3 separate regions of the Homo sapiens genome follow, and all the other regions are linked to region 1. The links are chromatin contacts, found by Hi-C in ENCODE. All regions are on one chromosome and are shown on one strand. The core of a region is the stretch at or near the end of the contact, and the rest is flanking DNA. Distances in the headings are between cores, read along the strand shown. Region 1 has its middle 300 kb from the start of SATB1-AS1. Region 2 has its middle 240 kb from the start of MIR4791. Region 3 has its middle 230 kb from the start of MIR4791.

Region 1 (4,508 bases), core at 1,271-3,770:
AATCTATAAGAGATTTTCATCATTCTTTGTAGACTGTGTTTTTCCCCCTTATAATTTTGTTTAATCCCTACCTGAGTTTTCACCTATTATCACCAACATTTCAAGGAATGTCCCGAATCTATCTTGATTTTTCACCTTCTGGTGAAAACACACGTTCATGGTCAAGAAGGTCTCTCTTCTGAAGTCACTGAAGGACCAGGCCCAAAACTGTCTGCTCTACTGATGTCTTTCCAAGATGTTGAGCAAGTGTAACCATGCTAGACCAGCTGTCCATTCCATTTTCAGGTGCAGTTTGGCACAATGACCACAGTGATATACACACTGAGCCTCAGATTCAGTCCAAATCTTATTGTCTGCCCTGCATTGTTAATAATTACAGCTATCATTACAGCTGATTATAACAATAACTCTGAATCTTGCTAATGATGATTATGAAAATACAAAGAATTCTAAACTAAAATAACAACATAATTTCAGGTTTTAATCCTCACAGGCTGGAAATTAAATGTGGGCCCAGAAGTCAGAGGCATAGTCTACATAATGGTCCCCAAAACATTATTTCTTTCTCATGCTGGAAATTAAGTGGCAAACAGATTCAAGATTGCTATTGTGACTGGAATTTGGTGATATGAAAGGTTTTTTTTATTTTATTAGAAGCAATTTTCAGAGGATTCAATTCATTGAAAGGCTACAAAAAGTGCTACAGTTTCTTATTATGGCATGGAAAATAGTAAGTGTACTAAAATCATCGAAGAGTGTCAAGCATAAGGTACACTTTAACAATAGATGTTTCTTTGCATACATTTAAAAAGTGTTCTATACTTTTATGTGGTCTTCTTTAAAATAAACAAATAAATTTAATATAGTAAATAACATTGAGGTCTGAAAAATAATTCCAGTTATTTTTCACTTCCCAACATATGATAATATACAAATAACAAATTAAACAATGTCAGATGGCATTGAAAAGGTCAAGATAGATACATTTAAACAATGTTAAATTGCTTTTAAGAGCATATTACACTCCTTAGTTTCACCTATTTTCCCTCTTTGTTTCCCTTCTTTTCTTTTAACAGAGGTGTTAGACTAAATGAAAAAAATAAAATCTGAGAAAAGAGGGATACATTAGCTAAATAAAGAGCATGGATAAAGGACAAAATATAGAAATAACTTGTGTACCTAAAAATAATTTTGCAATATAATTTTTTTCCTCCTCAAAAAATCTATTTTCCAAAGTGTCTCCTTATGCTACCTTACTGTCATTTCTCTCCGTCTCTATTTGTAAGTTGCATATAGGTCTCTCTTTCCTTTAAATTTTTAACATTCACCCCCACACAGACAAGAGTCAGTCAAGAAACAGGCGAAAATGTAGATTTCAGTCTCCCCCTTGCCAAGAGTTTCTGATTTAGTAAGCTTGGGATTAGGCACAGAAATATGCATTTCTTAATGAGCACATCTGGAGACCTATGAGGCAGGTGGTCCAGGAACTCCAACTTTAAGAAACACAGTGCCCTAAAATCAAAACAAAGACATTTATGATCTTCAACAGGCCACCAGTCAATAGAGACAAACTTCAGTAAAGAGTAGAGAATAAACCAATTCGCAACTCAAAATATGTCACATACGACATATTTTGATTATGCTTTCCGATTAAATGCTTCATTGAAACTGTTACATAACAAAACAAAACAAAACAAAGCACACCAACACTCTGTTAATGGAGGGGATACAGGGTTTACAGCATCAGGGTTAAAAAGTGATAGACATGATTATGTAATGAGGTGGGTGGGCTTGGGGATATCAATTTTTTAAAAATATTTTTCAAAGTCTGAGAACTATAAATTCTAAAAGATTTTTCACCAATTATTCATCAAGTCCTATGCTATGGAATTATTTCAGCAAGTAATAATAATCATGTAATTTCATCATGTAATAAATACATCTGAGAAGAGCAATTTAATGCCAAAACCACTATTCTTCAGTCCATTTAAGGCCTTCCTCTTAAAAACAAGAAACGGCTTTCTCCTATGAAGATAAGCATGGTTCAAAGGGTTCACATTTAGCCTCAATTTAAAACTCACAACGGCAAAATGTAGTACCCAAGGAAGGAAAGGAAATTTACATCTCTAAGAGCTAGTGTTTAACGTCTTCTTGAAATTATTTGACTGATGCACACTCATATTATTCTATAAAGACTCTTTAATGAGGCATTTCCCAAGAAATTTTGATGATAATCTGTGGTGGACTGATTGGTAGTATTTACGTACTTCTGAGGGACCACAAAGTTACATTTGTGTGAATGAGTTACTTCCTATTAAATGACTCTTCTTTCACATGTTTAATAATACTTAGACTTCGCTTTTTTCCTTCTGCTCTCCCAGAGAAGTTTCTGTCTCTCCCGTCATTTGTTGTTGTGGTGGTGAAGTTATTTTTCTTGACAAGTTCCACCCACTCACGTTTAACCTGAAGGTCTTTTCCACTGTAGACACGCTGTGAACGCGCAAAGAGGAAGCTTGTTATCGCAAGATCAGCAACTCAAATTTCAGCGTGATCAGAAGTGACATCACTATGTGGTTTCATTAATGATATTAGAAGAGAACAAACTATTTTCAGTCATTTTCTTAGTGTTGAAAAACTATATGCATCTTCTTCACTTCATTGTGTATCTGTTCCCCTCCCTGAAGTGCATCAGGGGTTTCTTCTCAGGATCACTTTTTCTTCTTTATTCCCAGTCTACCATGAAAATGTTTATCTCCTCGTGTTTTGCCCATGTAGAACAGAGCAAAAACAAAACAAAACAAAGCACATTAACACTACTGACCTGATAACTTTCTTTTCCCAGAATAAGATCTGAAAAGAATTCAAGAAAACCACAGATACTAGAACTGCTGAAGTCTACTTCCTGTGAATCTGTGTGGTTTGCTCATCAAGTCATGCCCCTTTTTCTATTCTTATTCTTTATTCTGTAGTCACAGTATTTCTGCAGTTACCTGTGGACTTCACTGAGCACAAAGCCATGATTATTACCCATGGGAACCTTGGCCCGGTTCTAGTCCTACGGCAACAAAGACCTGTACATTGGTCTGCCTTTTCACCCAGGCTTCTGTTTGGGCTAACTGTGTAATAGAATTGGTTGGTTTGAAACAGATATGCCCAGGAAAAATAATTTGCCTTTGCTTCTTTGGTGAACTCTCTCTGCATTACTTTTCCATGATGGAATTGTGTGCACATATGTGTGTTTTGGTGAGCTGGGGACAACGGGGTGAAAGCTGATATGTGGAGAAAATAGAGATTCTATACACTGAGAGTAGAGGGATTTGGAATGCCGAGAAAGGAGTCTGAATACTAGGCTGTCTTCTCTCTGCTGGGATTGTTTAGGATGTCATGATAGATCAAATGCAGCAAGAAATTAATGTTATCAAATCCTACAACCATAGACAAGTCATTTAAGCCTCTCTAAGCTTCAGTTTCCTTAAGTCTAAAATAGAGTTTTTTTTAAACCTCATCACTATTGGCTTTCTGGGATGGATTATTTCTTGCTGTAGGGGACTATCCTATGGTCTGTAGAATATTTAGTAGCATCCTTGGCCTCTACTCACTAGAAGCCAGTAGCACCTACCACCGGTTGTGATAGTTTCCATTGTTCTGTAAGGAAGAAGCTGAGGGCACCGTCACCCTCAACTGAGAACCACTGATTTAAAATTAAGCAGTTAAAATTTGTGATAGAATTTATGACAGATAAAGTTTCTGTTCTAAAATTCCATAGACATAACATTCTGTGACTAGATTTACAGGCAATTTGTTGATACAAGAGACCTCTTTTTTTCAACTCTTAACTCATGCCAGTAAGGAAAAGGAGATAGAAAGTGAAATTTTTCTCACTTGCTATTAAAAACATTATTAAAAAGTTAACAGCAAAAGAAGTTTCATCATTAGGATGATGAAATTGAGATTTCATCAATTAAGATTTAGCCCCAAATATTTGTTGACAGCCTATCTCGTGAAATAATGGCAGTAGGTAGAATTTGTTGAACACTTACTATGCTAAATGCTTTGAGTGACGTATCTCACTTAATGGATGAAGGTTAAAAGTGGCATAATTATTAGCTTCAACTTACAGAGAAGGAAAACTAAGGTTTAAGGACAATGGACATTTACAATTTAGGATTACGCTGCTAGTAAATGGAAAAATAAAAACTCAGAGTCAGATATATCTTCCACAAAATAGTGTTTTGATAAGTACTTTACACTGCTTTTTAGGATGTTGTGCCAGATATTGTTTTCAGCTTTTAATATCAACAGATTTATTCCTTGTCTCATGGTGCCTATGAGGTAAGTACAATTATAATCCTCGTTTTTTAATATGTGGGCAGAAAGGGCTTATGGACAGAAAGAAATTAGTCTACTTCCCCTAGGTCACATACTAGTAGGTGGCAAAACTGAGATTTCAACTCAATCCATGATCTCAGCCACTACTCTCTGTTGCTTTTCAACATAAAAATCTTCGG
Region 2 (4,508 bases), core at 947-3,446, 820 kb before region 1:
CCTTTGCTCAGATAATATCACCTTTCCCTCCTCCCACTTTTCTCATCACCACTGTAGCTTCTCTGTTATCAGATAGTTCCGATCTCTTCTGCCCTGTGTTCCAGCATCTGCTTCCTTCCTTTGAGTATGAATGACTTAAGCTAGGTTTTCCCCATGGTCTTGTTCATAATACTAACTCAAAAAATCTTTGATTGAGTGGAATTTATAAAATTTTAAATGTTTGGGATTTAATTAAAACTATCGTACTAGTGTCTGTGACTACTATAATAAATTACCACAAACTTGGTGACTTAAAGGAAGAGAAATTTATTCCTTCACAGTTCTGGAAGCCAAAAGTCCAAAATCAGTATCAGTGGCCCCAAATCAAGCTGGGCTGCACTCTTTCTGGAAGTCCTAGGGGAGAATCCTTTTCTTACTGCTTCCAGCTTCTGTGGCTGCCAGCATTCCTTGGCATGTGGCTTCATCACTCCAATCTCTGTCTGCCTCTGCCTTCGCATTTTCTGTGTGTAATCTCCTTTTTCCTCTTTCTTATAAGGACTCTTATTGCATTTTAGGTCCCACCTGAATAGTCCAGGATAAGACCCTTAATCACAACTGCAAATATCCTTTTTCCATTTGCAACTTCCTGGGATTAGATGTGGTATGTTTGAGGATATTATCCTACCAACTATAGGTAACTAGCGTCTATCTGAGGAACCATATACTAGGGAACTTCACAATTTTTTTTTTAACATTGAATCTGTTTCCCTATTTGAAAAAGTCCAGGGTAAAAGATAGTCTCTGTGTTGACAGGATTCAGTAGTAAGAAATGAAGAATATATATATATATAAAACACATAGTATATATTTAAAGTAATATATATTATTTTAAAAATCATATTTATTGAGATATAATTTATATACAATAAAGTATAATCCTTTTAAGTGTTTTGATAAATTTTGGTAAATTTATTCCCATATAAACACCATTGCGATTAATATACAGAACATTTTATCATGCCACAAAAGTCCCTTGTGTTTGTCCCTAGTCAGTCCTCTCCTCTCTTTACCTTGGTTCCAGGCAATCACTGATCTGCTTTTTGTCTTTATAGATTAGATTTGTTTTTTTCTAGAGTTCTATATACATGTCATCACATAGTATGCTTCTTCCGCTCAGCATAATGCTTTTGAGATCCATCTATGTTGTTGCGTATATTAATAGATTATTTCTTTTATTGCTGAACAGTATTTTGTTCATCCATTCCTCTGTTGATGGGCATGTGGGATGTTTCCAGTTTGAGACTGTGATGAATAAAGCTATGATGAGCATTTGTATACAGTTTTTATGTGTGGATATATTTTTTGTTTGACATATGTTCCTTCTTTAGAATCCATCTCCCCATTTAATTTTCCATGACTTTAGAGAGCCATCCCTTAAAATGTACAGACATGAACAAACTTGGCAATAAATGTGGTGACAGTTTTTGTAGGACTTCCTGCCTTTCCTGTTTCTATAATAGAGACAGAGCAGCCACTTCAAAGACTCCTACTTTTCTTTCAGTTAGGATTTAATCCTTTCAACTAACCAAGCAGACAGTAATTCCATTGAGAAAACAAAAGAAATTGGAAGGGATATGAGAGCTTGGAAGTATAAGCAAGTAATTATTTGATTCAATCAGAGGAAGAACCAATCTTAATGGGGATATTGCTGGCTAAATTAAACTGCAGGGAATCAAACATGAATCTAACTTGAAATGTAACCGACTTTGTAAGCCACAGAAAGTTCACGCTCCATTAGTGTACTTTGTTCTCTCTTGCCATAGAACTCTTAGAAGAGCCCCTAGACAGATGGTGTTAATATGGAACCATTGATCAATCATATGATTGTTTCTTTTTCTCATGACACAGGTGATTTTACAATGATTTGGAATATCAACAGTCAATGAATTCACACATACGCTGTATCTCAGTGGTTGTGAGAATATCTGAGGTTAATTCTAACCTAGCTCCTAACTTTTGTTCTAACCCAGAGAAAGGTACTGAATACATTAAGGTTCCTTTGAGAAGAGAAAGGTAGAACTGAATATTTTAGCTGCTGTGGCAACAGGTGCCATTTACATCTGGTAGTTTTATTCTCAGAGAAAAGAAAACTGAGCAGAACTAAAACTGAGAAATGAAACTCGGTCACAGAAATGGGAACAAGATAGAAGGAGGGAAGTAAAATATGTGGTCCCAAGACCTCTGGCTCAACCTCTGTGCAGAGGATTTAATAGCAATAAAGCCAGAATTCCCAGTGTGGGGAATTTTCATTTCCACCATTAATTATATCTGCATACTGAGTTACAGCTAAGAAATTTTGAGGTATTCTAAAACAGTGTTCTCATTCAATTTCCCCTGACAGATAAAAGATAGAAACTTATATTAAATATAAACAACAGGTATCTTTCTATGTTCCCAATAGTAACATATTGGACTGTGAGAGTTAATACAACTGTCTAAATAGATCACTATTAAAAACACAGACTTTGAGAAACGGGCTATAATTCTTTGGTAATTGTGTAAATATATAACTAATTATTTTTCTTCTTTCAAGTGGCTATGTCAAAAAATTAGTGCTTTCTTCTATTGCCTTTCTCCTTTCATTTCCCACCACTTTCTGCATTTACTTTTTTCCTTTGTATTCAAGTATGGCTGAACGCTGGGTCCAAAACTGCTTTCAGGTTTTGGGGAAACTTTGATTCTATGTACATCATTTCAAGCTCTTTAAGAAGCCTAGAAGTTCTGGATATTGATAATGGTCCTTTAGTCCATTCTGCTGAGTCAGAACCTGGAGAGTCAGAGGAAACTAGAGATTAGATCTCCTTTACCTAGAATGGCAGGTCCATACAGATTTCAGATGGCCTTGCAGAATACAAAGTTAACCCTGAGTTCTACTGGAAGATATATTATCTTACAAAGTAGTAAATATGGCAAATATAGAGAACATAATTTAGAGATTGGTTTGGTGTCAACAACATTTCTGAATCTTGACACGGTTCCTATGATACAAAACATCTGATCCCAGCTTTTTATTCATTGATGCATTCATTCCCTCATTTATTCACTTGTTTAACTACACAAATATTTAGTAATTTCTGTGTTCTTTATGGATATAATAGTGAGAAAAATAGACAAAGTGCCTGCTCTCAAAGAGTTTACAGTGTGATGAAAAAAGAAACATTGATTGATAAAATACGTAGTTACATTTTTAATTTAAATCCTTTGAAAAAAGCTCACGGTGTTATAAGAGTATAAATCTTAAATGGTGACATTTGGCCTGGGACCTGAAGGCTGAATTGCCAGATGTATCTTATTAAAATTTCCAGTTTCATATTGAAATTGTAGTAGAATCTAGTCTGCACCCAGGTTGTGAAAAACAATAATTTTATGCAGAAGAGAATAAAGAAGGATTATAGTACCTGCCTTTTGATATCTAAACTTAAGAGGGCATCCCAGCAGTTCTTACATCTTTTAAGATTCGATGCCATCCCCATCAAGCTACCAATGACTTTCTTCACAGAATTGGAAAAAACGACTTTAAAGTTCATATGGAACTGAAAAAGAGCCCGCATCACCAAGTCAATCCTAAGCCAAAAGAACAAAGCTGGAGGCATCATGCTACCTGACTTCAAACTATACTACAAGGCTACAGTAATCAAAACAGCATGGTACTGGTACCAAAACAGAGATATAGACCAATGGAACAGAACAGAGCCCTCAGAAATAATGCCACATGTCTACAACCCTCTGATCTTCGACAAACCTGACAAAAACAAGAAATGGGGAAAGGATTCCCTATTTAACAAATGGTGCTGGGAAAACTGGCTAGCCAATATGGAGAAAGCTTAAACTGTATTCCTTCCTTACACCTTATACACACATTAATTCAAGATGGAGTAAAGACTTAAATGTTAGACCTAAAACCATAAAAACCCTAGAAGAAAACCTAGGCAATACCATTCAGGACATAGGCATGGGCAAGGACTTCATGTCTAAAACACCAAAAGCAATGGCAACAAAAGCCAAAATTGACAGATGGGATGTAATTAAACTAAAGAGCTTCTGCACAGCAAAAGAAACTACCATCAGAGTGAACAAGCAACCTACAGAATGGGAGAAAATTTTTGCAATCTACTTATCTGACAAAGGGCTAATATCCGGAATCTATAATGAAGTCAAACAAATTTACAAGAAAAAAACAACCCCATCAAAAAGTAGGCAAAGGATATGAACAGACACTTCTCAAAAGAATACATTTATGCAGCCAAAAAACACATGAAAAAATGCTCACCATCACTGGCCATCAGAGAAATGCAAATCAAAACCACAATGAGATACCATCTCACACCAGTTAGAATGGCAATCATTAAAAAGTCAGGAAACAACAGGTGCTGGAGAAGATGTGGAGAAATAGGAACACTTTTACACTGTTGGTGGGACTGTAAACTAGTTCAACCATTGTGGAAGTCGGTGTGGCGATTCCTCAGGGA
Region 3 (4,508 bases), core at 1,156-3,655, 800 kb before region 1:
ATTATTGTAGTCTAAATACATAAACCCTAGAGTATAGGTGTTGTACATATAACTCTGTAAAGTATTGCCCCATCAGCCACCTAGGCAGCAGCATTAAGATATAGAAACAGTTTCTAATAACAGAAAACTTTCTTTTTTCATTATTTCATATACGATATTTTATTGTCAGTAGGTACCACCTCTCCACAGTCAGATAGTAGATTATCAGTTGTTTTTTATAAATGTGGTTAAAACAGCACAGTGCTGCTCTTATGGCTTATATATGGAGCTGGTTTTGTGTTGCAGTATAAAGCTCTGATTTCTGAACACAACAACCATGTTTAAGCAAAATGAGGAAAAACATTAGGTAGTTTTTCCATGGGACACATTGTCTGTAGTCTTGAGGGAGGAACTTCTGTCTCAGCTCATGGTTCACAAGACCTACAATTGTGATCTGCTCTTGTAACCAACAATTATTCTTTTCCCAAGCTCAGACTCATGAAACTGAGATATGCCAATGATATCTGAGGAATAAAATCCTTCACAATGATATCTCTAAGCTAAACTAGAAATGATAGAATAGACGGCATTTTGGGGAGCCTATTCTAATCAGAAAGTGATATGTCCATCAACTAGTATGGTTTTAAAACATAGAGGAGTATTTGAAGTGGAAAGAAGATGATGAGTCTCCAGGAGGAAGGTTGATATTGATACACATCTTGTTATACACCTATACATAACTATATGCACATTCCTTCTTGCTTAAACCCTACTTCAGCCAATGCTGGGTCCTTTGTCGACTAGACTAGAGCAGTAGTTCTCGAACTTTAGCTGGTATCAGAAGCACCACAGGTTGCTGGGCCCTACCCCCAGAGTTTCTGATTCTGTATGTGTGCTACCCACACAAACTAAATCAAACTCTTTGTGGTTAGAGCCAGGAATCTGTTTTTTAAAAGCAACATAGGTAATTCTAATGGGTAGCCAGAGTCAAGAACCAGTGTTTGGGTATTTCTTTTTTTCTTTTTCTTTTCTTTTTTCTTTCTTTCTTTCTTTTTTTTTTCAGACAGAGTCTTGCCCTGTCTCCAGGCTGGAGTGCAGTGGCGTGATCTCTGCTCACTGCAATCTCTGCCTCCTGGGTTTAAGCGATTCTCCTGACTCAGCCTCCCAAGTAGCTGGGACTACAGGCGCCCGCCACCATGCGTGGTTAATTTTTGTATTTTTAGTAGAGACGGGGTTTCAGCATGTTAGCCAGGATGGTCTCCATCTCTTGACCTCGTGATACACCCACCTCAGCCTCCCAAAGTGCTGGGATTACAGGTGTGAGCCACCGCACCCGGCCTTGTTCAGGTATTTCTAAGCCTTTAACATGTGCACAAATTACCTGAGAATCTTGTCAAAATGTAGATTCTGATTCACTGCTCTGAGATGGGGGTCCAGGATTTTGCATTTTTAACAAGCTTCCAGATGAAGCTGCTGCTGTTGTCCCGCAAACCACACCCTGCGAACCAAGTGTGAGAAATGTTGTCTTCTTTACCCCTTTTCTGTAGACGTGGTTTTTGTGTAAGTTAACAAGAGATATGCTAAGTGATCTAGGCCCAGGGCTCAAATACCTTTGGGGTACTGGAAGCCAGAGTTGACAATTAGATTTGGTTCCACAGGTTGTCTGATTATAGCAGGAGGAACTCTTATGACTCATTTTGGTCAATAAGTTATCATGGCAACTTTCGGAAATCTGTGTTTCCATCTGAGGGCTTCTGGACATCACTGCCAATCATAGCAAGGGGCCCCAAAGATGCTGAGTGTTGGCCATGTGGCTGCAGCTACCCAGAGGGCTCTGTGTTCCCCAAAAGATGTGGCTGAGTTTGAGCCCCTTCCTTATTAGCATTTAATACTGACCCCCATGCAGAGTTCAGAAATAATTCTCTCTCAGGACAAATAAACCATAGTGAAGAATAAAGCTACAGGAGTAGCATAAAGTTCAGAGTCAGCACTGGTTAAAAAAAATTACCATGGCAAGTAAAAGTGCCAAAGCAAAAGGGTACTCTTTACCCTGGAGGAAATTCTTAAATGAAAGTGGTCCCTTCAACTTAGTATATTAGTTCTTTACAAAAATAAAAAGCACAGACACACTTTTAAGTCTCACTTCCTCTTATTTTATTCTTTGTTGTACTCAAATATATCACATATGTATGTTCTATTTTTATCAAGCCAACTGTGAAAAAAAACCCAGAAGCTTAGCTTCAGCGTCAAATTCCATCCCATTTCCAGCTTCTTATCTCCATAAAGGAAAAACCCAAGTTAAAAGGAAATAGCTTAAGAAGGCATAGTTTTGCCCTTTGGACACATTTTCCCACCAGCTGTTTTTTTTCTGGAATGAACAGCTTATTTAATTACCTGCAATGACAGGTATGTAAGTGCTGGTCTATCTCTGCCTCACTGTGCTGTCCTCATGTCTTTTATACTGTTTATTCAGGGCTTGGTGAATGACACAACTCAAGGAATAGGTTCTTTCAGGACACAAGCTGCAGGGAGTAACATTTAGCTTATTCCCTCTGATGAGACCTACTCACACGGTGGGCTACTAAGGGAAGCTTTGAAGGCATCTGTGTGAAGTGGCAGACATTTCATAAGCTCTGCTTCTAGCCAGAGGAACTGTGGGTAAGAGGGCAACAACATTTGCCACAGAGAAAGCTCTGAGGCTTCTGGCTGATAGTGCTCAGGTCTTCTGTGGCCAGGGATGGTGGTTGTGACATATATGTGTGTGATTTCTAAAGCAACAGCAAATCTCTATAGAAAAACTTTATGGGGAAAAATGGTATGTGTTTGTAGAATATATTTGTGTTAGTGAATAAACTTCCTGTATCTTTCTGTAATTAAAGAGTTCAAAATAAAACTTCACTGAAATTCAGATAGACATATTAGAAGCCACACGGGTTGGGGATAAGGTGGCTGGGGGCAGAAACAGCATGTTTTTCTGCCCTGGTGGCTCTTCAACAACTTTTTTTAAAAAGGTAAATGTTGACTTGATTGTTAACACTGTGATGAATAGACTGTAGGGGACATATTATGAAAGCTACTTTGTGACCTAAGCAGAGAAAATGTCAAAGAGAGGACTCATTTTCCAGAAGGTGGCCTGGAACACTGAGTGAGAGGGAAAAGGAGGAAGCATGAGGAAGGGCCAAGGGGAGAGGAGGGAGCGGGAAAGAGAGAATGGAGAGGATGTAAGTGGGAGGAGGCTGGAGATAAAGGGAGAGCCAGGAAGAAGTTGGGGAAGAGGAGAGGGGGGGCAAGGAAAGGTGAAAAAATCAGGAAGGAGAGGTAAGAAGGAGATGAGGGGAGGAGGGGGAAATAGGAAAGGAACCAGGGGATGAAAGGTCAGGAAGATAAACTGACATTTGTTTAGCGTTTATTGTACGTCGGGTAGTGTGCCTTCACAAAAATTACTTCATTAATTCTCACGAAGACTCTGAAAATTGGATATATTTTATTCTTCAAGTTTTAGATGAAGGAATTGAGGCTCAGATGTCTTAAATAACTTGTCCATATCACAGAGCAAGAAAAAAATGGTTGGAGGCAAACACTCCTTTGTGTTCTTCCAAAACTTCTGCTCCTTTCTCAGCTTAATATTTATTTGGACCATTTGCCTTTCTATAAAGTGAAATAAATAGGCAAAGGAAAGCCTTTTGGAAGAGCCCTTAATAGAGCCTATGCCTGCACTTGTACCCAAGCTCTATTTTCGGTGATGATGGTATCTAAGAGAAGACTACATTTGAAGTACTATATACTTAAAAAAGAAGACATAAAAGCAATGTCTTAAAAAGATGACCTTAGAAAATGAGCTATATATGCCATGAGAATAAGTAGCTTTAGCAAGAACTATTTGGTGCAGGCTGTTTTCATTGTTATGAATAAAATCACAATCTTAACATTAGCAATTCCATTTCACATAGGGGACATCCACAGCAACTGTCATCTGCTGACCAAATAGTTATCTTGCCTCACATACAAATATGATTCCTATCAGATAACTGACCAATTTTTGAAACTTCAGAAGGTATTTTCACTTTTCTTTTTTCTTCTAGAAAATCTAAATGAAACAAGAAAACAAAGATCTATAACAAATCAAGAGGTATAAGTGGTGTAAGACACATAGTAGACAATCATTTTTCATTGAAGTAATTGATGGGTGTTCAAAGCTCTCTTGGAGAAAAGATATCAGTTACTTTGATAAAAAAAGGTCATTGATGTATTTGGAACTGTACAGAAAGAAACTTGTCAGTTTTAATTGGTTTGATTCTAGTTGGTCCATCTTCCCACAGAACCAGCTCATTATAAAACGAAAGGTTGTACTTCTTAGGACAATGTTTTCAGAGTTTATTTCTTGGAACATACATATTAGAATCACTTGGGGACCTAGCTCATGTCTAAGGAGCTGGAGCCCTGAAATCTCTCTTTTAATAAGATCTCCCAGAAGTACATTATTTGAACTAAAGTTGGAGGACTACTGATTTAGGAGTTAATCAGCCTTC

The links. Hi-C counts contacts between places; a loop is a spot of excess contacts on that map. Pooled maps may share reads with other maps.
Region 2: a pooled map shows a loop between it and region 1 (7-fold over the local background). The contact joins two enhancer-like sites. A Hi-C loop is called at or near these places in 2 of 37 single-sample maps with no recorded cell type and 3 of 50 pooled maps.
Region 3: a loop to region 1 is called in a map with no recorded cell type, with 24 times the contacts of the local background. The contact joins two enhancer-like sites. A Hi-C loop is called at or near these places in 13 of 37 single-sample maps with no recorded cell type and 6 of 50 pooled maps.

What each region holds. Positions count from the first base shown.
Region 1 is chr3:18,739,248-18,743,755 of GRCh38, reverse strand. No RefSeq gene overlaps it. Among named protein-coding and RNA genes, the nearest start is that of SATB1-AS1, 300 kb to the right of the region's middle. Within about 2 kb of position 2,520, at least 7 of the 41 ENCODE cell types and tissues checked have a DNase peak (open chromatin) inside an H3K27ac peak, as active enhancers do.
Region 2 is chr3:19,557,564-19,562,071 of GRCh38, reverse strand. No RefSeq gene overlaps it. Among named protein-coding and RNA genes, the nearest start is that of MIR4791, 240 kb to the right of the region's middle. Within about 2 kb of position 2,196, at least 3 of the 41 ENCODE cell types and tissues checked have a DNase peak (open chromatin) inside an H3K27ac peak, as active enhancers do.
Region 3 is chr3:19,537,833-19,542,340 of GRCh38, reverse strand. No RefSeq gene overlaps it. Among named protein-coding and RNA genes, the nearest start is that of MIR4791, 230 kb to the right of the region's middle. RefSeq lists a silencer at 745-914 and an enhancer at 1,528-1,637. Within about 2 kb of position 2,405, at least 3 of the 41 ENCODE cell types and tissues checked have a DNase peak (open chromatin) inside an H3K27ac peak, as active enhancers do.